Linked DNA regions of Mus musculus: regions 1 and 2 are each linked to region 3. Evidence: chromatin loops called from intact Hi-C (ENCODE). Cell type or tissue: heart. All regions are shown on one strand.

Region 1 (8,000 bases), 170 kb before region 3:
CAGTCTCTCCCTCCCCAGCTCTGGGATGGATCCACACTGCATCTGCACCCCCACACCTGGTTTTACGTTGGGCTCTGGTCCTCATGCTTGCACGGCAACTGTGTACCAACCGAGTTAGCACCCCAACCCTCGAGTTATTAGAGACTTTCCTTCTCTTAGGCTGTATTAATAGACTTCCGGAACAAATGTCAGCAAGTAGAGGAATGGAAGGAGACCAAATGAAAGATGGTAATTTTTTTATTTTCTGAAGAGGATAAAGAAAAAAGTAAATTTGGAAACGTCAAATAACGTTCCTTATTCTTTCCAGACTCTGGTTTCTAAAAGTGCGGTTCCTTTAGATTCCCAGGCCTGCCCTGTTCTTTCGGCATTTGTCAATGACGTGAGGCGTGCTTTGAGTGAAGGCATCTTCCTTCCCCTGCACTGTTCATTTCTGTTTCAATGGCTTGCCTCGGTACTTTTCTTTAATTAATACTGTTTATGCTCCGCTGATGAATAATTCACAGTCATACAAGCAACAGATGTCAGAGGATTCAAAATGATTTTCTCTGAATTATTTATTATTTCCAAAAAAGTAACAGGTTTGTTGAGCAAGTAATTGGCAATACAGCTGTAGATCAAGGTTTGTCCGTAGGTAACAAGGTCTCCCACGTGTTGAAGTTTGTGCCTCTTAATAGCCAGGGCTGCACTGTGGGGTGCTAGCTTGATGCCACGGCTCAGGGAGTCCATTATCTGTCCCCTCGCTGACAAGCTGGGCCCTGGTTTGGTTTCCAGGTTAGTCTGTGGCTGTTGAAAAAAAAGGAAATTCATCTCGAGACAGCTAATGAATGCAACCTTGCAGGTGCTTCTCAGACAGAGACCTCACATCCCCCACGGAAACAAGTGACATCTTTGTTTGCAGGAATATATTAAGCATAGAGACTCTTGCCAGGTGTGATGGTATATGCTTGTGATCCCTGAACTTCAGAGGTAGAAAGGCAAAGCCGGGCAGTGGTGGCGCACACCTTTAGCCCCAGCACCGGGGAGGCAGAGGCAGGTGGATCTCTGAGTCCGAGACTAGCCTGGTCTACAGAGTGAGTTCCAGAACAGCCTGGGCTACACAGAGAGACACAAGGTTGAAGCAAGAGGATAAGATCTAGGATAACCTTGGTTACATATTGAGTTTAAGGGACTGTTTAGGCTAATAGGATTCTGTTTCCAAAAACAAAACAAAACACAACCCAGCGACATCAAAGGGGCAGCAGACTGGAGATGTGGAAACAGAAGAAGAAGCACAGTATCTGGGATGTACAAAAACATACTTGTAAGACTATTCTCTGCAGTTCCTTGGATGGTTGGCTATTACATTTATTTATCGTGTGTGTGTGTGTGTGTGTGTGTGTGTGTGTGTGTGTGCACGCAGAGGTCAGAAGAAAATGCAAAGGAACGAGTTCTTCCCTTTAGCCATGCAGGACCCATGAATTCAACTCTGGCCATCACAGTGAATGGCAGGCTCCCTGAGCCATCTCACTGACACTGTGAGTGAATTTTAAAACATGATTTATTTATCTTATGCACATTTGTGTTCTGCCTACATGTATGTCTGTGTGAAAGTATCAGATCCCCTGAAACTGGAATTACAAATAGCTGTTAGCTGCCATGTGGGTGCTGGGAATTGAAACTGGGTCCTTTGGGAGAGCAGCCAGTGCTCTTAACTGCTGAGGCATCCCTCCAGCCCACTCTATGAATCAATTTTAAAAAGATAAAACCAAACCAAACCAAAACCAACAAACTGAAACAACAAAACAAAAAACAAGCAACCAGACAAACAAATCTCCCAAAATACAGACTCATCAATAACAACAAAATACCAACTTTAAAATCTAACAGTAAAAAATGGGTTATACCAATTCTGGTGAAATATTATATAGTCATTAAAAAGATATGCCGATTTATTTTTTTATTTGAAAAACTATTAGCAAATTAAATAGAAGGTAGTATTAAATGAGAAAAATAATTAAGACATTATGGTTTTATTTCTGCAGATAATATGTTCTGGGGTTGTTGCTGTTTTTGCATAGCAACAATTCTAGAAAGAATTTCTCTAAAACATTAATAATGGCTGGCTAGGAAGAGGAAGACCCAGAGTGATTTTTTTTCCTCTCTGCTTTATATAGTTTTAGTATCTTCATGATAAATACAGGTTTTCAGTCATCATAAAAGGTCAAGGTGCTAAAACAAGACATTCAATTATGTCATTTAAAGAAGGGAACGCCTGCACTTGAACGTGTATTCTAGAAGGGCAGATTCTCTTTTGCCTGTGACCTCTCCATTCCCCAAGGTCTTGTCACCTTCTAAATGGCCAGTGCTGAGCTAAACGGCCCAGACTGTCACTAGGAGCAGTGGGTGTGGGGGGTGCAGCTTCCCACCTCATGGCCCTGTTTCTACAGTAGCCCGAATCACTCCAGATCTTGTCCCTTGTCTGTGCTCCGATGTCATCTGTGAGGGAGTCAATGGTCTCTCTCTCTCTGACCAGCTACAGTGCTGTCCTGCCGAAGGAAGAGGAAATGAATTCTTCTGTGCAGCCTGCAGTCCCTGCTAAATATATCACCTGTGTAATAAGACAGGGGCTGAAGAAATTAACGGAAGTAAAGTTATAGATTAGGTGTCTTCAGCGGGCACATCCTTTGGGAATTAAACAGACAGGAGGGGGACGAGATTTGTTTTCCTGGGGGTGACAATCTGGCTGAGAAATGAGACTGGCAGAAGAATTCAAAATAGTATATGCGACGTACCAGAAGAATGCCCTAAGAAGTGCAGGGCGGAGCTTTGGCCAGGGTCACGAGGTGAGCGGAGTTTAGGCCGGGGTCACGAGGTGGGCTTAGAGGAGTTGACAAACTTGCTATTTTGCTTCAGAGAGCTGCCTGGGGTGCTGGCACTTACATAAGAAATAAATTTATTTGTGCTTTGTGACATTTCAAGGCTAGCGTGACCTTGTACACCACAGGGGAATAGAATTATATTTGTCTATTGACCAAAAAAAAAAAAAAAAAATCACCGTACGTCTCTGAGGGAGCTTTATTTACCTGTAAGTCTCTGTTAAATATGTAGCGACTTTTCACATAAAATGTCTTGGAAGAGGAGCTGTCATCATCATGTGAAAACTATCTCTTAAGAAAATTATTCATGAAGCCAGGTGTTGGTGGTGTATCCCTTTAATTCCAACATTCTGGAAGCAGAGGCAGGCAGAACTCTGAGTTCAAGGCCAGCCTGGTCTTCAGAGCAAGTTTTTAGGACAGCCATGGGCTAAAGAAACTCTGTCTCAAAAAGCAAAACAGCACCAAAAATTATTCCTCTGTGTGTGTGTGTTCGTGAGTTCTCTGTGTGTGTGTGTGTGTTCGTGAGTTTGCAAATGTGCGTGCACGTGTATACCACACGTGTGCATTGCCCACCAAGGCTAGAGGGGGAAGTCTGATTTCCCCTGGAGCTACAGGCTGTGTGAACCATCCAGCATGGTGCTAAGAACAGTAAATGCTCTTAAGCTCTGTCCCATCTCCTCAGCCCCCCAAACCATCTTTTAAATGAAAAACTTTTCAGCTCTTACTTATGGCTCTGAGGTATTGAATATGGTTATCTCACACAGATTATTTCTAAGGTACATCTAGGAGAATTGTTCCTTTGATAGAAGATGATGATGGTGGTGGTGGTGGTCATGATGGTAGTGATAGTCATGATGGTGATGGTTTTGATGGTGGCGACATTGGTGAGGATGGTGATGATGTTGATGGTGTTGATGGTGCTGGTGGTGATTTAAAATAGTCTAGGATTCATTTTGTCTGTGCATGCAGTTGCAGTTGTCCCAGGGGATGAGAAAAGGAAACTGGATCCCCTGAGGCTAGAGTTACAGGTAGTTGTGAGCTTCCCAACTTGGATGCTAGGAACAGAAGCTAAGTGGTTAAAGGCATGGCTTTGGAGGACCTACCCAGATTTCATTCCTAACACTCACATGGCAGCTCACAACTGCCTGTAACTCCAGTTCCAGGGGATCTGACGCCCTCTTCTGGCTTTTGCAGGTACTGCACAAATGCAGCGTACATAACATTCATTCAAGGATCCTTATTTTAAAAATTCGGCTTTATGCACAGAGCTTTCCGAAGCCTAATGAGCTTCTATTTATAATTCTAGCCCATAAGTGATCTCTTACAACACAGTGGACACACCTGCTTCGGATGGGGTTTTCCTCATGTGTCATGCAGTGAAATAAGATATTTGAAGAGAAACAGAAAAAACAAATCCCCAAACAACAAAAAACTAAAGCCAAAACCACTCACTGTTTTCGTAGTCTTTTTTGGGGGGCAAAGGTTGCCTAAGAATAATTGGGGCTTCTTATGCACCTGGGGGCTCACAACTGCCTGTAATTCTAGCTCTGGGGCTTCAGACAGCTCTTGTCTCCACACACATGCAGAGGCACTCACACAGACACGTAAATATAATTTAGAAATAATAAAATAATCTTTAAAAAGTGATATTACAAATGAGGCCTACATTTGAAAAATACTGTGTTGCCTTTAACACTCTGAAAGTAAAGATTTTTACAGCTGGGAAGACCTTTAAAAACCATCTAATTGTCTGGTTTTACAGATGAGAATCTGAGCTATGTTAAGGGTCAAGTCTTACTGTAGGCCGGGTGGCCTGTTCTCTGTTCTCCTGGCTCCAGATTCCTGGATGTCTAATGCAGTCACTCTGCCTGTTACCCAGTTTGCTCTCACTGCTGGTAGGAATCTCAGGTAGAATTTTATTGTTCCCTCCCTTCCTCCCTCCTTCTTTCTTTTTTAAGACTGTAGAGTCTCTGGCTTGTCGCATTGGACTGTGTTGGGGAGTGAGCTAGAGGACCTGTTGCATTCTCTGCATGTTCTGCAGGTTGCAGGATGTTTCAGGAAGGACAAGGAATGTGTTTTGATTTGTATGAATAAGAAGCCCATTTGGGACAGAAGTCAGACTAGCGGCCAACTTTGTCAGGGTGTTTCACAGCCAAAGCCTGTGTAGAAAAAAATCCTTCCCTCTGTCCACCCCAGTTCAGAACAGGGAGGGTCGGAATCACAGTGATGACAGCAACAACATTTCTTTCTCATCATGAGAGCGCCCCAAAGCAGTGTTACCTTTTGGAATACGATTCTCCTGAGGATGAGGGTGGGGCCGGCTCGTGGAAGGGTGACACCAGTTCAGTTCTTAGAATATTCTTAGAAAAATACTTGTGACCTATATAGGCTTATTGATTTCCCAGACCGAGAAAATCCATCTGGCTGTCTATCCATCCATCATCTACTGACCCTCCTGGGAGCCACCAGGGAGCGCTCCCTGCAGGGCTGTCAGCACATACTTGTGCCTTTGTGCCCAGGGCATTTGGCTTCACACTGTGGGTCTTTTCTGGTTGTTTCTCTCTCTCTCTCTCTCTCTCTCTCTCTCTCTCTCTCTCTCTCTCTCTCGACAGGGTTTCTCTGTATATTCCTGGCTGTCCTGGAACTCACTTTGTAGACCAGGCTGTCCTCGAACTCAGAAATCCACCTGCCTCTGCCTCCCAAGTGCTGGGATTAAAGGCGTGCGCCACCACCGCCCGGCTGTTTTTAGAATTTTGTGTATGAGAAAACTATATTTCTCTCATTTCTCCCCTTCCTGCTCTCACCTCTAATGGCTCTGGTGTCCTCTCTACCCCTTCTCAAATTTATATCCCTTCTTCATCATTATTATTGTCCCATATATGTATGTATATATGCACATATGCATGTATCTATATGTGTGTATGTACATATATATACCCTACTGAGTCCAATTTATTAACCATCTGATCTGTATGAGTGTGTGGTACATGTGCTACACGTTTGTGCCCATGGGTGTGGTGCATACATACATATACCGTATTGAGTCCAGTTTATTAACCATCTGATTTGTATGCATGTGTGTCCATGGGTATGGAAGTCAGAGGCATCTTCTTTGGTCCCTCTCCACCTTATTTTCTGAGTCAAGGTCTCTCACTGAACCAGAGCCCCCTGCCAGTCAGACTGGCTGGCCAATGAGCTCTCTGGACCTTCCTGTGTCTCTCTGTCCCCCCAGGACTAGGATAACACGCGGCCACATCTGTACCTAGCTTTTTTTTTTTTTTTTTTTTCCTGTGACTGCCAGGGATCAAATTCAGGTTACACAGCAGGCCCTTTGCTGGCTGTGCCCTCTCTCCAGTCCCTCTGCCATCCCTTTTTCTTTTCCATGCGATGAGCGTTAACGCTCCTCTCAGAGACTTGTTGTTTCTGCTCAGCTTTGCCTAATTAGATTTCTCTGAAGCCTGAGGTCATTTATAGGCATTTTTTCCACATTAAAACCATGAGCCTCTGTTGAGATGTTTTGTGGTTCTAAATTGGGACCATCCTGCCTTGTCATCAAATCATTCATCCTTACTTCAGTCAGTGCGTGCGCGGGTCTGATCCTCCGGGGGGCTCTGTCGTTGTTCATTTACATCTGACCTCGTTCTGGGGAATATTTAAGGCTGAGGAGCTAATTTAGGACGTGCTGGCTCTTACTCTACCAATTAGTCTGGACCGGCGGAGGGGGACACACAAAATGGCAAGGTCTAGGGAAATAAGAGGGAAGGCAGTGTCTCATGTAGCCCAGGATGGACCTTCCCTACGTAGCCGAGGATGGCCCTGAACGTCACCTTCAGAGTGCTAGAATTGTAGGCATGTACCGCCAGACTGGCTTTATGTAGTGCTAGGGATTGAACCTAGGGCATCATCGTACATGCTAGGCAAGCAACCTGCTGAATAGCCTCAGTGTCAAGACTACCGGGGTTCATTTTATTTTGACCCTTGGACCTTGTGTCAAAAAAAGATGGTTACGTCTAGGAGTCTTACCTTAAGAAAAGGGTGATAGGGAACTCAGGCCAGATGAGTCCTGATGGGGAGAGTCAGAGGCAGGACTTGAACCCAGGCTGTTAGCCACAAGCGCCTCCATCTAACCACGTGGCTACAGCACCTCATCGCGTGTCTGTGTGCGTCCGTCTCCTAGCGCACCACCCCAACAAAAGGAAACAACCCCAGGAGCTTTCCCCGGGACCACAGTGGGAATTGCGTGGAGCGGGTGGAACACGCAGAAGCTCCCATCGCCCCTGGGTTTGGGGGTGTGTGTGTGGTTTTTTTTGGTTTTGTTTTGTTTTTGCGTCTTTGTATCCCCCAGGCAGTGAGCTGGATTCCAGAGCCTGGGAGTCCCTCAGAAGCTGGGAGAAGAAACAACTTGCAGAGGCAGTGTCGGGAGCGAGGGACATCGGAGAGAGGGGGAAATTATTAAAGATGACTCTGAAGATGTCAAGAGTAAAAAGAATCGCAGTGTGTGCGCCCCGGCCTGAGGATGGCATCTCTGGGGCAGCTTAAGTTCTTTAGTCTGCCGTGTGGATTAAAGGACTGTGGGATTTAATAACGTGTGCCTTAAAGAACGGCCCTGTGAGTAAGTGTTCCCCTGTCGCAAAGATGTGACTGCTCTAATTGAATTTAGAAGCAGTATTAAAATTGTTCTTTTGGTGATGTTTCCGAGGTGCACAAAATAAAGCATCCAAAGTCGCCATTGATTAAACGGGAGCTTTACCATGTGAGCGTTGTAAAGCACTAAATTCTGCCGCCAGCAGGTTTTATCGCGGTTCTTGCGAAACAAAGTAAGAAAATTCTCCCTTTACATAATTTACGGTCACGCTGCTGTTTAAATGTGCCCAAAAACGTTCTTCAGAATCTTGGCAGTGTTTTAGAATATAGTATATTATCTTAGTATATATATATATCAGTATGTATTGATGGTGCTTATTGTGTGAGCCGAACTCGCTCTTATGGACGAAGGGAAGAGTCTGATACCCTCATGGTGCTCCGTGTGCTTGCATTAACAGGCTGCCTTGCTTGTTCGTCCTCCTTTTCAATCTGGTCTGCCTCTAGTTTCACTGAGCTTCTGTCTCCCACAGAATCCTAAGGAGGACAGGGCTGGTCTGAGAC
Region 2 (8,000 bases), 52 kb before region 3:
GCGATCCATTTAAAGATGATAGTAATAAAGCAACCAGGAGCAGGGTTGGGGGAATGTCGCTCCGTCCATAGAATGTTTGCCCAACATAAATGAAGCCCTGGGTCCATCCCACGTTCTGCATAAACTAGGTGTGGTGGTATCCATGGATAATCCCAGCATCCACATGGGAGGAGGAGAGTTGAAGTTTAGGACTATCCACTACTACACAATAAGTTTAAGGCTAGCCTGGGCTACATGAGATTTGGGGTGAATGGGGGAGAAAGAAAAGAGAGAGAGGAGAAAAACAAAAACCCTTAAAATCAGAATGGATGTAGATCTGATCACACAACAAAACAGTTTGCCTTTTGTCTTTAATTCATGTATGCCCTTTGGATGGTCTAACCTCTTAAACAGTGCTTCTGTTCTGGGCTGATGAGGTAACTCACGGGTATCCTTACCTCAGTTTGATCCTCAGCCCCATAGTGTGGAGGGGGAGGGGCGTGCATCCCGCCTCTCCATTTGGACAATCAGGGCCCTAGTAAAGGCCTTAATCCTTTTCAGAGGAGTCTCTCAATCCACCTCTTCCCAAAGAGCGGTAAGGAGTCCGGCACACGACAGGTCTGACAATCTCACATCAGAGGAATTCAAGTCATCCCTCGGACTGTGGTCCCTTGCTCCTGGGACATGACTCTCAAACTACTGTCTCCATTCACAAGATTCAGCCTTAAAAATCAATTTGAAGTTATTTCCTCCCCACCCCTGCCAATCCCCAGTATTCATAAATAATGAACTTCATTGGGAAAGCTTGGTCTAAATTCTACTTTTTTTCTCACGTCAATTTTTTTCCCAAACTTTGACATCTGCTACTACTTGTTGGCTGGATCACAAGATGTCACCTGCTAGCAGACAAAAAAAGATTCAACTACCAACAAACATGCTAATTTAAAACTCAGGGTCTGAATGCAGAATTTGGGCCTACGAGATGGCTCAGCAGAAGGAAAAGGTCCTTGCTGCCAGGTCTGATGACCTGAGTTCAATCCCCAAAGCCTATCTAGTAGAAGGAGCAAGCCAATCTCTAAAGGTTATTCTCTGACCTCCACACAAATGTCCTTGACAGGTGCACGTGCACAAACTGTAAATAAATAAATAAATAAATACCCTTGGTTCAGAGAATAAAACATACAACAGGTCAGTTCAACAATAGCTAGCTCTCTCTCTCTCTCTCTCTCTCTCTCTCTCTATCTGTCTATCTATCTATATATATATATACAATTTATCTTTTTTTCATCTGTTGTTGTTGTTGTTATTGTTGTTGAGACAAGGTCCATGAGGGACTGATCAAGTGTCAGTGGTGGTGCTCAACTTTAATCCCAGTACCAGGGAGGCAGAAGCAAGCAGATCTCTTAGTTTGAGGCCAGCCTGGTCTACAGAGTGAGTTCCAGGACAGACAGGACTACACAGAGAAACCCTGTCTTGAAAAACCCCCAAAAAATAAAAATGAAAGAAAAGTCTGAGGCACTGAAGGATGCAGAGATGGCTGAGGCCTGAGTTTCTAGCACCCCTAATAGTATTGGGGTACTTAATGGAACTTTAGTGATGACTGCTAATTAGTGGGACCCATTTTCAGACTTGCAGAATTCAGCAGAATGAAAGGTATGTTGTCACCTGTTGAGCATATCTCGTCCCCATGTTCAGAAGACAGCTGTCCAAACCTGTCACTGAAACATTTACCCTGGTTACACGGGTTAGGAGACCACCGTTCTTCACAAGGAAATCAGAACGGGCAAGCTCCGACTGTGGCTCAGTGGTCCTGAGGTTAGCCAGGGTGTGTGAGGCCCAATCTGCAGTGCCATTTTTGAAAAACTAATAAGCACAGAAGGGCTTGAGAAAGCTTCTTACCAGTTAAGAATATCTACCGCTCTTCTAGAGTGCCCAGGTTTGGTTTCCAGCACCCACATCAGGTGTCTTACAACTACTTGTAATTCCAGTTCCAGGGTATCTGATGCCCTCTGCTGGCCACTGTGGGCATTGAACTCATGTGCTCACAAACACATAACCAAAATTAAAACCTTCCTACAAATTGTTTTAAATTAAAGTAAAATTAAAAATCTCAATGAAGCCGTCGCATCTTGACCTTATTCCCAAAACTTAAGAATCAATAGATTCTTTTTCAACCTCTCTTGGAGTGCTAGTGATATGTGACCTCCAAATTTAGCGAAAGTAACACCAGCCAAGACAAAAACCACCGAGTAGAGGCAATGTCTCCTTCCCAATTCCATCAATTAGTGCCTATGGGAGCGCAAGGATTCAGTTATAACCAAATGTCACCCCAATTCATGATTACATAATGTTCTTTTACTAAAATGCCTCCTAAGAGTCACTGTGATCTTGAGAGATGCCAGGCAGATCTGAAGTGGGAGGGGTCTCAGGGCAAAGGAGGAACAGGAGCCAGGACATAGAGGCTGAAACAGAGAGCACAGTATGGGGAGGAGGCGAGAGACTCTGAGAAGCAAGGAGAACCTGGGCAGAACTGGGAGGAGGGTGAGAAAGACTTTGAGGACCTGGAATTTGATGGGTGGAGGCAGGCACTCCTGGTCTGTAATCTTGAGTCTGGTGGGGGCTGCAAAGCTCCTTCACATCTGTGATCCCCAGGTCTTGACAGCATAGAGGACACTGCCAGACACTGGAATGGCTGGAAGGACTTCCTAGGGTCCCCTGTCTTCTAATACATGGGTTCAGAATTAGAACCAGATATTTTCATTCCTGGGCTCTAATCTTTCTACCATAAGTTGATATGTTCCAGTGGCACTGAAAAAACTGGCTTAGTGTATTGGGAAGAAAATTAATGGGCAAGTGGGTGGATGGATGGATGGATAGATGGATGGGTGGATGGATAAGTAGATGGATGGATGGGTGGTTGGATGGATGGATGAGTAGATGGATGGATGGGTGGGTGGGTGGATGGATGGATGGATGGATGGATGAGCATGGATATCAGGAAGAGGAGGCCCATGATTGTCATATCAGAAATTAGAGGACCTGTCATGGAGATGGATGGTGAGATAGAGATGCTATGGAATACATACAGCTTAGTGCCTAGCATGCTGGGAGAAGGAGAAGTATAGCTCATGAGATAACACCCAGGTTTCCCACCTTGGATAATTGAAAGACGGCAGAGAGATCCAGGCTTAAATCTTAGAGGATTCGGGGTAGGGGACATGACGTGGTGAATGTAGATCTAAATATATTCATTTCAGCCCATCCAGAGATGGGCATGGGCATAGATCTGGGCTTCAGGAAAAGTGTCTGAGGCACCCAAAAGGCTTACTGTGTCATTAGCAATCACACATTAATGTTGTTATAGATGTTCACTGTAGTAGTGTGAGCATGCAGAATTATCATAGGATTGGAATCAATGGTGGGACACTTGCCTAGCATTTATGGGGCCCCAAGTTTTATCCCAGCATCAGAAAGGAAGGGGGGAGAGAGGGAAGTGGGGGAGAGAGAGAGAGAGAGAGAGAGAGAGAGAGAGAGAGAGAGGACACTACACTACTTTTTCTTAAAAACAAGATTTTTCTAGTCCACTGGAAAGAGAAGCAGGGTGGGTCCGGCACTTAAAGATGACGTTCCATCCAAATGCTAATTGCAAGAGTGGACTGGGAGAGTCAGTGAGGCAGTGGGTGGTGCCTCCCCTCTGAGGAAAACCAATAGGAACAGATCCAGCCGCGAGCCTCCAGACTCACCATATCATGCCCTTGGCCTGAGCCCCAGCCACAAGCTGGACCAAGCCTATTTTCCCTTGTCTTGGTTGGAGAGCTTTATTTATTTGTTTGTTTGTTTAATTATTTATTTATTTATTATATGTAAGTACACTGTAGCTGTCTTATTTATTTATTTATTTATTTATTATATGTAAGTACACTGTAGCTGTCTTCAGACACTGGAGTCAGATCTCATTACAAATGGTTGTGAGCCACCATGTGGTTTCTGGGACTTGAACTCAGGACCTTAGGAAGAGCAGTCGGTGCTCTTAACCACTGAGCCATCTCACCAGCCCTGGGGAGCTCTTTTAAGAGGCTTCTACAACTGTCTCTGGTGGGGGCAAAAGAAGCTCTGCCAGGGTTCTGTGCATGGTTCTCGACTTTGTCTCTCAGGGAGTTTACAACCCATCCACACAGAAGAGGGAAAAAAATCAAACAAAACACAAACTACCAGGAAAATGTATAACCGTCTGTTCCTTGGTTGTTTTTTCCTGACAGTAGATGCAATCTCTTAGGAGTCTTAAGCGGTTTTGGGCGGGTGCCCGATGCATTGTTTTGCCCGGAGAGGCTTGGTAGGAATGAGCTGGATGGAGACGCAGGCCCTGAAGCACCTCACGATAGTCATTCGGTGGATGGCAGAAGGGAAACTCTCTAGCCTCCAGCGAGCCAGGCTGCAGACCTCCTCCCTTTGCCCACTTATACATGGCGACCCCAGCCAGGTCCCGGCAAGCCTTCTCCCCCACCCCACCCCCACCCTGTCCCCGTACTTTATTCTCTTCCCTCAAGGCTGAGTTAGTCAAAAAGCTCATACGCCTAATTATTCTGCGGCAGAAACTCTGCCTCTGTGCAAAGCACTCATTGTGTGAGCTCAAAAAAAAAAAAAAAAAAAGTTGAAGGACTCAGGAGACCAAAGTCACCTCCAGGAGAGACACCAAACCGCGAGGCTGGTGAAGGCCAGGCAAATGTGGGCCTGGCAGCAGTTTCAGGTTCGATATCAATTTGTCAACTTGAGAGAAAAACCAGCCGTTCCCGCTCCCAGAGACCACCTTGTGAACTGAAATAAGAAAGAACTGGGAGAAATTGGAGCTATTTTAAGCTCAGCTTCTGAGATTTATTTTTGGACCCATTATTGATCTTACTGCGGGGAAACCATACAGCCGTCCCTGCGCCAATATCCACACCTGCCCGCGGGAGGTGCCCGCCCCATCTCCTGGGCCCCTCTGTGTCCAAAGGAGGCCGTGGCTCACCCAGGGAGAGGCCTCGCTCCTGGGCTGCCATCTGCATCAAAATTAGAACAAGTTCTGAATGGAACCTTGTTACAGCCGCCCTTGGAACCTAAACTTACAAGTATGTTTTTTGGGTTTTTGGGGTGCTTTTTTCCCCCTACCTTTGAAAACGTTTTTAGTTAATGAACCCAGCTGTAGCGTTTGCGACCCTGCTGTACTGAATGTCTCTGCCTCACCCATAATTAGTTGTCATGGCCTGGAGCACCTGATTAGGATGTTGGCAGTGGTGTTGCTACACACACACACACACACACACACACACACACACACACACACACACACACCCCACACACACACCCTACTCCCATTCCCCATCCCCCAAAACAGTCTTTTCCACATTGGTCGCTGTATTGATTCTTCACCACATAGCCTCACTCACAGGAGTCTGGGGATCCCCAGGTCACCTGGGGGTGGGGGACCTTGAGGCATGGCTTGAAATAGTTAACTACCCTCCTCCTATCTTGCACAAGTCCCTTTAAGGCTTGAACACAGGATTCGAAGTGTTGCTTCCCTCAAAGGTATCGATCGAGGCTGCCCCTGCCTTATCACTTTACCCAGCATCCTTTGCTCTTTGGTCTTCTTGTCCCCATTCTACCCGGGCTTCACTGGTGAGCTTTGTGTTGAACCTCACTGACCTCAGTCAGAGCCATGACCCTGAGTTATTCCCGCCTCTCCATCTCTCATGCGAATTGTGTTCCCCAGGCCTCTGTTTGTCATTATAAAAATCTGTGACCTTTGAGGTAGGCAGAGAGTGGAAAGCACCCGTGTACCTTGGGGCCTCCCAGAAGGTCACGTTTGGTCACTGAGAACAAAGCCACATGTTCAGGGTGGTGAGCATCGTCATGGCCTGGATAATGAAGGAAAGGATCTTGTGAGTGGAGGATTGTGGGAGTTTCCTAGCCTGCCATACAAATGTCTCCAGTCAGGAGGCAGCACACAATACAAGTGTTCTGACCTCACTATGCTAGAGGTCGGAGGTTGACCTCAAGGTGTTCATGGTACCATGGTCCTCCAAAGGCCCTCTCAAGCATCCTTCTTCACCTCTCTCCAGCATCTAATGGCACCAGACATTTCTTGGCTTGTGGCTCCATCACTCCAGTCTCCGTACCAACCGCTCATTACTGTCATTGTATCTGCATCCCTTCTTATAGGGATGCCCAGCATCAGATTTCAGGACCATCTTCTACCTGGAATTCCATCCTAAGATCTTTAACTAATTACTGTATGACTGTACTGAAAGTTCCTGTGTGCAAGTAAGGTCTTTCCCGAGCTTCCTGATAGATGTGAGTTAAGGAGGGAGCCTACAGTTCAGGAAGCAGACTCCTGTTTTTCAACTTTGTTTGGAAACTGGTGTTCCTGCAAAAACCTGTCCACAGACACTTTCAGTTCACAACTCTCTCTTGAAATGGATGAACATCGCTCGCACGATGGGAAACAGTTTAGTGCTAGGAAGGCGTGAACTTTGAGAGCCGGGACCACAGAGAAGGGTCAGGAGGAGGCGGTGCTAAGTCTGTCTCCAACGTTCTCAGAGGTTCCGTTCCCTGTCTGAGGCTTCTGTCTTCCGTGGAGTGCTAAGAGCCACACATGGGGTTCTTGCCAGTGGTAGGCAATCACGGTACCAAGTTCCTGTCTGAGACTCTTACAGAGCCCAAACAAGATGTGTCTGTGGTTTCCAGAGCCGGAGTGGACCGAGGATATGCTGTGAGTCTGTCTGAGAGTGATGGGTCAATTCTACATTTTAACTGTTGTGGAGATGACAAGACCCCCATCTAATCATGCTTGAAATACATGTACACACACACCCCAACCCTGGAAAAATACCACTGTAAAACTCAGGGCTGGAGAACTGACTCAGTAACTCATAATTCAGAGGACCAGAGAATTCCCACAACCCATGTCAGGCTGCCTTCTTCCAGCCTCCAAGGGCATTTGCCTCACATGCACACACCCACAGACAGACACATATGCCTGTGATTTTTAAAATTATTCAAAACAAATCTCTGAAACGGTTATCTGGAACAAAAATAAATAAATACAAAACAAAGGCTACGATAGTCTACTAGAAATGTGGGACTGTCGTTTGTGTTTATAAACAACAAGATGGTACTGGATCTTCTATATACAGTTGGCTTGTTGTTGTTTGCCTAGTCTTTTTGGTTTGGTTTCTTTTGTTTGAGACAAGATCTCCTGTCACCCAGGCTGGCCTCAAACTCCTTAAGTAGCAGAGAATGACCTGGAACTTCCGATCTTCCTGACTGTAGCTCCCAGTGCGGGGATCACAGACCATGGTGCCGGGTTTTTGGAGCTGAAACTTGGGAATTCATGCACACTAGCCAATTTCTAAATGTTTATTTGTCCTGCGCTCAACAAACCAAAGGGCTAAGACACCTATATGCTTTTGGATGCCTGCTAATCTCTTATCTCTTCCTCATGCTTGGAGAGAGAGAGAGAGAGAGAGAGAGAGAGAGAGAGACAGACAGACAGACAGACAGACAGAGAGAGACAGAGACAGAGAGAGAGAGACAGAGAGAGAGAGAGCCTCAGAAATACTTTTAGCGGCCAATTAAGGAAGAGAATAGCACTGGAAGGTGTATGGTCTCCTCCAGGGAAGGTTAGGCTCAGCATCTCCAGACTCCACTGTGAGACTGAGTGTACTCAAACTGATCCCCAGCCGTGGCAGTCACCTGTCATCCCCAGACTTAAGAGGCAGTATCTCGGGGAAGATCATGAATTCAGGGCCCAGCCTAAACTGTTAGGAGGACTCTGTCTTGGGGCAGGGAGGGGAATTAGTGTAAAGGGTTGTGATGTCATTCAGTGATAGAGCGCCTGCCTGCCTGGTCCTGGATTCCAGCAGCAGCTCCTGTGCCAAAGTTCTCCTAAGCTCCATCTCGCAGCCGATCTTGGCAGAGAGTTCTATTTTAGCTAGCTAAAAATGATACCGAAAATGGTTCTTTAGTGACTACTATCAGAGTCA
Region 3 (8,000 bases):
CTCACACACCCCCAGTGAATGCGCTGGGTCTGCCCTCCACAGCCTGTCTCCTACCATAGCAATGAAAGTGTGCTTGGTGTTGTCAAATCCACTAACTTAAAGATGCCCTAGTATCTCTCTGGAAAGTTTGACCTGAAGGTAAGTCTTAAACCCAAACCGCCCGGCCCCTCTGTTCCTGAGAGAGATCTTCTAACAAAGCTTTAGGAGGTCCCAGGCTACGCACAGCCCACTCGCTAACACTCTCGCCCACTTTCCAAGAATCACCCCTACGAGTTTGACCTCCACTCTTCTTTGCCCTCACTCCCTTCTTTGGCTGGTTTATCTAACTTTATGATTTTTACTCCATAAAGTTAGTCAGTCACCTGCTTTTTAATTAAAAAAAAACAAAACAAAACTTTGCTGAGCGACCTTCTTTCCCTAAAGTGTCCCCCGTTAAAGTTTGTATTTAATAACGGAAGTTGCCCACGTCTTGACTTTTTTCAGATATGACAATGGATGATGTTCGGGAATACGAGAAAAACATGCATGAACAAACCAACATAAAAGTTTGCAATCAGCACTCCTCCACTGTGGATGACATAGAGAGCCATGCACAGACCAGTGTATGTAGACTGTTCAAAGCGCGTTGCCCACCCTGTGGGAAACAGACATGGAAGCCCATCTGTTAGCCCGTGAAAATGCGGGGTCCCCAGCCTTCTGTGAAAACAGAACCTCTCCCAGAGACCGTGGGTAAAGGTGCCCCCCTCCCAAGTCTTCGAGTGGGCTGTGTCAGTCACCTGGGTCTTCCAGATCTTTCCACTCTTCAGTGGCTTCTCTTCATGGCTAACCCAGTCATAAAAAGAGAGTGGAAACATTTGGGGGTACCTGTCAGATGGCCTGCACTAATCACGAAGTAGCACAGGAGCCACAGTGGGTGTCAGAGGTGAAGTGGATCAAATGCGGGACTTTTCAAGGCGTAGTTGGCACTTGTACTCCTTGAAGGGCTTTGCTCTTCAGCTGTCATGGTCTCTGAGAGGCTTTTCTGGAACTCTTTTGGGCTGTTTTACTCAGTCAGTTCCTTTTGACTTAGGCTAATCTACAGAGTAAGCTACAGTCTGTGCACACACGCATTCCTAGTGGGGGCTGGTGGTGAACTGAGATTTAGGGGTGCTACATAGTAGATCTAGCCTGAGACTTACTTAGCAAAGGCCTTAGAAAGCCCAGGGTTGTTTGACAGCCTTGGGTTTACTGAAAGCTGACTATATGGTATATACCAGAAATGGAAGCCTGTATTTAAATACATAGTTATCTCTTGGTCAGTGATGCTAACAAAGAGGCCCTAGGGATAACAAAGGACTCGTCCCCAAGTTGGCACATAGGTCTCAGCCAGATCTCTTACATGTGATCTTTCTCGGAACAGGATGAATTCTTGTGTTTGCCATGCCCAGGCCCTAGGGTAATAGTATTTATTATAAGATACTGGGAAACTCAAGAATGCAGTTTTTACATGACTGCTACTTTTGTTTTTTTGGTTCTGTTTTGTTTTGCTTTTCTAAGAAGTGAGAATGCAGGGTCTAGAGACAGCTCAGCAGTTCAGAGCACCTGCCCTTGTAGGTACCCAAGTTCAGTTCCTAGCGCCCATATCTAGTGGCTCACCACTTTCTGGTCCGGGGTATCCAGTGCCCTCTACTGTCCTAAGTAGGCATTGATTGCATGCATGCACATGTGTATACACACACACACATATACATAAACAAATGATAAATCCATTTTTTAAAAAAGAAATGAGAGCATAATTACAGAACTTTGAGAGGTAACTGTTGTGACAAAGGCTCTAGAATCGGAAGACCTTCTGGTAATGTTTTGGAAATGTTTAATCACACACACACACACACACACACACACACAGAGCATGATTTGGACTGTACCTTGCCAGGCTAGTGCATGCCATTGGCCACTGGATGCATGTGACCGCCTGAAAGCGGACTGGCTCCGCCTTCCCCCTGTCGTGCACGCGGTGATTGGGGTTTGCAGGAAACCAGTTGAAGCAAGAGTTGCTGAAGGTTTGCCCCATTTTGATCGAATACCTCCCAACTCTCCTTTTTTCCTGTTCTAAAGATAGGAATGTTCTTTTAAGGAAACTGTTCCAGAACGTTCCTTGCTTTAGATTACCTTTTCTCCTAGGAATGTCAAACCCAAAGAAAGCTACAGGGGAGGGAAGAAGGGACAAGGGATGCCTGAAGGGCACTGAGCACCACTGTTTTCAGGATCTAAGGCAGACATGGTGGCTGAGAGCTGAGGCAGGAGAATTGCCTTGAGTTGGAGGCCAGCCTGATCTATAATATGGGCCAAGGGGGAGGTGGGGTAGGGACAGAGCTTACAGCTTAAAGCCTTTGCATGTGTTCTTTCCGTTTTAACTCATCATTAGCGTTAAACTGTGTAGAGAAAGATGATAACTCAGAATGCACCCCCACCTTTTTTCTGGCTGTAAGAAACCCATTGTCACCATGATTGAAGTATAATGGTTATCTTATAATATTGCCCTCTTTCTTTGGGATACCATGAGATCGTGGATCATGTGTTGTGTTGTGTTGTTGTTGTTGTTTGTTTGTTTGTTTTTTGCAATTGTACTTTTTTTTTCCATAATGAAAAAAAGATGGTTAAAGCTGAGAGGCTGTGTGTACCACAAGTAAGTAGTGTGTGGATAGGCCAGCAAGATGGCCTATCAGGGAAAGACCCTCATCATACAAGCTTAGAGACCTGAGTTTGATTGCCAGGGCCCAGGTAACTGTGGAAAGAGTGAATTGGCTCCACATGTACACAGACACACACCCTAAGAATTAAAAATATTTTTAAAATGTATAAATAGTAATAAAGCCACATAATGGGGCTAGGGATGTAGCAAAGTGCTTAACTATGCAGAACCCTGGGCTAGATCCCTAACACCATATAAACGGTGGCCGCTGTCACAATCCCGGCACTGGTGAAATAGAGGCAGGAAGATCAGAGATCCAAAGTTATCCTCACCTACATACTGAGTTAGAGGCCAGCCTGATCTACCCAAGAGCCTATCAAAGAAAAAGAAAAATAATTTTAGCACCTTCACGGGTGCTAAAATGAAATTTAAATGATCACCCTGAAAATGGATAAGTTAAGTCGGAAGTAAGCAAAATTAACTTCCGTTAGCACACTAAAGAAAGAAACTAAAGAAAGAAGCAGTCTCGCTTGGCAAGTGAGAGGTTTCAAAGAGAAGAGGAGACTCTGAGGGGTTTTGGTTTTGGTTTTTTGGTTTTTTGGTTTTTTGAGTTTTTTGGGTTTTTTTTTTTTTTTTTTTTTAATCTAAATTCTGTGCTGTGTCCTTTCTGCCCCCTGCTGGAAACATACAATATCACAACATTTCAGCAACTTGTTAACCAAGTCACTTTTTCAAATTGCTATCCATTTATTAAAGATATATCCTAGTTCACTAAAATTCTATGTCGAATTCCAAGCAAATGCTGCTTTAAAGAAATGAATCTCACTCATTCACTTAAAAGTGGTAAGTTAATAGGTACGAGTTTTCTTAAAACCATATAAATTTTATATTATGTCAACACAATTGTAATTTTTTTTTATCTCCTTTATAAAAACTCTTCCCTTTCAGGAAATTTTTTAAAATTTCATAGGGAAATGGTCACAGATTCAATTTAATGGGAAGTGGGGGTTTTTTGTTTTTGTTTTTGTTTTTTTGAGTCTGGCATTTGATAGTGCATGCCTTTAATCCCTACACATGGGAGTCAGAGACAGGTAGATCTGGGTTTTGCAGTCCCAGAGCCTGGTCTACGAAGTTACCGGACCTTGGGGCCACACAGAACACCCCCACATACACAAAAAGTGTTTGTTGTTTTCTTTGTCCAGATGTTATGAAACCCAGTGGTGTGACTTGGTGGTAGAGCCCCTGCCTGGCATACTCGGGGCCCTGGATTTGATCCCCAGCCCCACAAAGAACACCTAATGATTAACATAGGTTGTCAGTGTTCATGCCACATTCAACACTGCAAAGAGACCTGAACCACTGAGACCATGGCAGAGGGCCAGAAGAACTGAATGAGCCTGAGTAAGCCAACGTAGATACACACAACACACATGCATGCACACACATTCATACAGACACAGACACCACGTACATGACACACCTATGCATGCATACACACACACACACACACACAAATATTTTTAATGCATACTAACTAGGCTAATGAGATGGCTCACCAAGTAAAGGCAGCCACTGCTGCCGAGCCTGGCAACCTGAATTCAACCCAATGAACCCGATCCTCTCTCCCCCGAGACTCAGCCACCCACACCACACACAGCAAATAGATAGATAAAGTGTATTTCAGTCATTCCTTAATACTTACTAAGAGTCCTTTGAAAACTCTTGGGTTAATATCCAAAAAAAGAAATGTTCTTTTCCGGGATGTGTCTTAGTAACACAGATGTGGGGGGCAGGGGAGAAAAAAAAATGAGGGTCTAATATTTCAAAGACATGTCAAGTTTGTGATTGGGTAGGCATCAGCTTCATGGTAGTGTCCCCAGATTTAGCAATAAACCCATTTGCCCGTCCGAACAGTAACTATTCTTTTCTCCGCTTTTCCCTTTGAAGACATGACAATGGATGAAGTGCGAGAGTTCGAAAGAGCCACTCAGGAAGCCACCAACAAGAAGATTGGCGTTTTCCCACCGGCCATTTCTATCTCCAGCATCGCCCTACTGCCTTCCTCGGTGCGCAGCGCCCCCTCCAGCGCCCCATCCACCCCTCTCTCCACAGATGCGCCAGAATTTCTGTCCATTCCCAAAGACCGGCCCCGGAAAAAATCTGCTCCAGAGACGCTCACACTTCCAGATCCGGAGAAAAAAGCCACCCTGAATTTACCTGGCGTCTACACTTCCGAAAAGCCATGTCGGCCCAAATCAGAGTAACTCGGTCTGAACATCCCTTTGGGTCCTTTGTTTTCATTTGTGGCTTTTTTTTTTTTTTTTTTTAAAGAATTCTCTGGACGAGGAAAAGACTGCCTCCTTCACTCAGATGTGTTCTTGGATCTCAGACAATGCATGTGGTTAAATAATCTCACAGATAGCAAGAACCCCTACGTGTGCCACACAGCATCATAGTGAATGTGAAAAGTATGATTTAGGGAAAACAAAAAACAAAAAAAAAAAACAAAAAAACGAAAGGAAACAAAACAGGAGGGGCTGAGGACACCGCTCAGTGGGTAGAGCTGCTACAGCTACTGTGGAACCCGGGGTTCCATCCCAGCCATGGTAACCAGGCAGGAGGATCAGAAGTTCAGGGTCAACCTCAGCTACATACAGAGTTTGAGGCCAGCCTGAGTTATTTGAGACACTGTCTCAAGAACAATCAAACAAAACCCACAGAATCTTCTCTAGCTTTAGATGTGGACCAGGGAGGAAGCCTTGTTTTGGGGGCTTTGGTGAGTCTGATGTGGACCTCAATGGTAAAAGGGTAAATGGATGAGAAAACTTTTTTTTTTTTTTTTGGTAAGGTGTGGTAAATTAATGATGTCAGTTTCCTCCCATCAAACCTGAAATTCTCAACAACAACAAAAAAAAAAAAAAAGAAAAAAAAATACTCTCAGGTGTCACATGCCTAATTGTTCTCTTTTGGGACTGCTGACTACCAATACTTGAATTCCAGTTGTTATCAATATTCCTATTTTGATTTAGTCTGACTCAGGATTTGGAGCCTGATTAACTTCTTAAATTTTTGAAAATTTTAATAACCAACTTCTTGAGGCTCCAAGTGCAATTAATGATAATGTCTTTATACCTTTTCACAAAATTTAATAAAGCACCCATCTGTTTGCGTCTCTTCGCTTCCCCTTTTTGTGCCCTGGTGGCTTCTCAAATCTTGCCTGGATGACTTATGACCACAACTAATACAATGTGGAATATTCCGGAAACAGAGAGCCCCAGGTGAGACAGACATCTTCTCTTCAGGGACCTGCAAAGTTTGACTTGTGAGCTTCATCCATAACGATTCTCAGAAATTTCGACAAGCTAAGTAGAATTCATTGACAGTCTCCCACTTGAGGAAATTGAGGATAGACTAAGGGACCCGGGTTTAACTAGCCAGTGTCTGAACCACACAGAAGAGAAGCCACGCCTCCTGGTTTACTCTTAGGAACACCCAGATATTCCTGGAAATGGTTTGCCCATCACCAGGCTTTAGGAAGCACCACCATTCTCTTAGGCCTTCCTTATAATCTAAATATCGGGGGCCAGGGTGTAACTCGATTGTAGAGTTCTTGCCTAACATTCAGGAGGCCCTGGGACTGATCCATAACCCTGCAAAAAAGGAAATAATCCAGCTATTGCCTGTGTCCCTGGAATCCAGTAAATACAGGCAGGCGGGAGGAGTGGAATCGCAGGCTCCTATTTGTACAGAGGTGTGATCATAAATGTCCCTTTTTGTCTTGCTCTCATTGCTGAATGAAGGGGACATGTATGCCGACAGCTGGTGAGGTCAGTAGGTCATCAAAGTGGCAGAAAGAGAAATCTGTCACCCTTACACCTCACTGCCTTTAAACCCACAAGGAAGGGAAGCAGATAGAGCAATGCAGGTGGCTGGGGAGCTCCAGAGCCCATGTCCTAGCTGTCCCTTCCTGACTCGTGACCTTCAACCTCAGGAAAGGAAATGCCCCCCCCCCCCCCAATCCAGATCCCAAAGGAAGCAAAACAGACCAGGGAGTATATTCTCCTTCCCTGACACCTCCCAGCCGGTGGACCCTGCCTGCACCCTCTCTTCAGTCTCCACATTCTGCAACATCTCTGGGGTTCACGCCCTCTCCCATGGCCCAGATGCTGGCCCCTCAAGCCTAGCACCAAAGTGTTTAGAGTGTCTAGATCATTTCTTGTCTATAGATGGACATTGCGCCCCAGTACTCAAAGGAAAGCAATTACAAGTAGATTACCATAACAGCGCATCTTTTCCTTAAGGTGACAGTACCATAGTAGGGTACCCTTCTTTGCATGGTATGGAAGCATGAATCTTGCTTGTGGGAAAACCGTAATCTTTTCTCAAACCCTTTGAACTCCTCAGTGGTTCCCTCCCCCATGCAGCTGTACTCAGTGAGAATGTCTGGCTTTCAAAAGCAAAATTCCACTTTCAGAGGACGCGGAATTCGCGTCTGTACCTGCTTACCATTTGCAAGCTGATGCGGGCTGGGGTGGGCTCCTCGGTTTTCGTGTAGTACAAGTTGATTTTGCGCAGGTGGCTAGCCCATCTGGCACCTAGTTTTTCCAGTAACACCACGCCACTCTTCCTTTCTATAGCCGCTTCCATTGTCAAGGTCAACAATCTGGTTCACTTTCAAAAGGCTACGTTCTCATTCCCTTCCTGTGAGTTCTCTCTCCTTTGTAGTCAGCCCGGGACTTTTGACACCAACTGCAGCGCTAACCTATGATAATGTGATTCTTAACCAACGCCTATGTGTTCAGTTTTTCTGTCTACATGTGGTTTGCCTGTGTTACAAATAGGGAAGGGGTGGGATTCTGGATATATTTCATTAGCTGCTTTGAATATTTAATCCAGTCATCACAAAGCATAAATGACTTCGATATTTTCTGAACCTTGATTTCCAAGTGTCGTTTCGCTTTGTCCTTATGTGAATCTGCTATTGCGGGATCCAAGCATTTGAGGAATATGTATATAGAACATGAGTAATTCTTGTGAGGATGGAAACAAAATGGATGCATGACGGAAATTTAGGAAGAAAAAAAAAAAAGCAGAACTTGAATTGCTAAGCATGTTTGAGGGGGAAATAGAATCCTTAACTCAGTGCCTATGTCTGCCATGTGAAATCCTTCAGCTTTGTGCACCAAAACTGTATCATACCTGTACATATATATACATGTATAAAAGGCAGTATAGCAAGTCACACACCACCAGTCCTAAATCTCTGGTGGTCAAACTGAAATAGTTGCCCATAGGATAACACATATGTTTACCCCTCTTCATATCT

Evidence for each region. Peaks named below come from ENCODE experiments on the same cell type or tissue, not always from the same donor. Only the 100,000 strongest peaks of a DNase experiment are listed, where the experiment ranks them.
Region 1: a loop joins it to region 3, with 3.0 times the contacts of the local background. A loop is called at or near these places in 9 of 42 quality-filtered maps.
Region 2: a loop joins it to region 3, with 3 times the contacts of the local background. A loop is called at or near these places in 4 of 42 quality-filtered maps.

The regions. Positions count from the first base shown.
Region 1 is chr11:107,381,508-107,389,507 of GRCm38, reverse strand. All of the region lies in intron 1 of Pitpnc1 (phosphatidylinositol transfer protein, cytoplasmic 1), which reads left to right. Among named protein-coding and RNA genes, the nearest start is that of Gm11713, 25 kb to the left of the region's middle. In heart, CTCF peaks have their summits at 4,038 (motif pointing left) and 5,321 (motif pointing right); no DNase peak of the experiment used is centred here; H3K27ac peaks cover 194 bases.
Region 2 is chr11:107,261,706-107,269,705 of GRCm38, reverse strand. All of the region lies in intron 5 of Pitpnc1 (phosphatidylinositol transfer protein, cytoplasmic 1), which reads left to right. Among named protein-coding and RNA genes, the nearest start is that of Gm11716, 70 kb to the left of the region's middle. In heart, a CTCF peak has its summit at 1,986 (motif pointing left); a DNase peak (open chromatin) is centred at 4,285; H3K27ac peaks cover 899 bases.
Region 3 is chr11:107,209,280-107,217,279 of GRCm38, reverse strand. It overlaps Pitpnc1 (phosphatidylinositol transfer protein, cytoplasmic 1), which reads left to right. Exons shown (of 9, transcript NM_001359616.1): 9 at 4,622-8,000. The coding sequence ends at 4,938. It overlaps Gm39425 (a long non-coding RNA gene), which reads right to left. Exons shown (of 3, transcript XR_880257.3): 3 at 6,891-8,000. Among named protein-coding and RNA genes, the nearest start is that of Nol11, 24 kb to the right of the region's middle. In heart, CTCF peaks have their summits at 1,695 (motif pointing left) and 3,359 (motif pointing left); no DNase peak of the experiment used is centred here.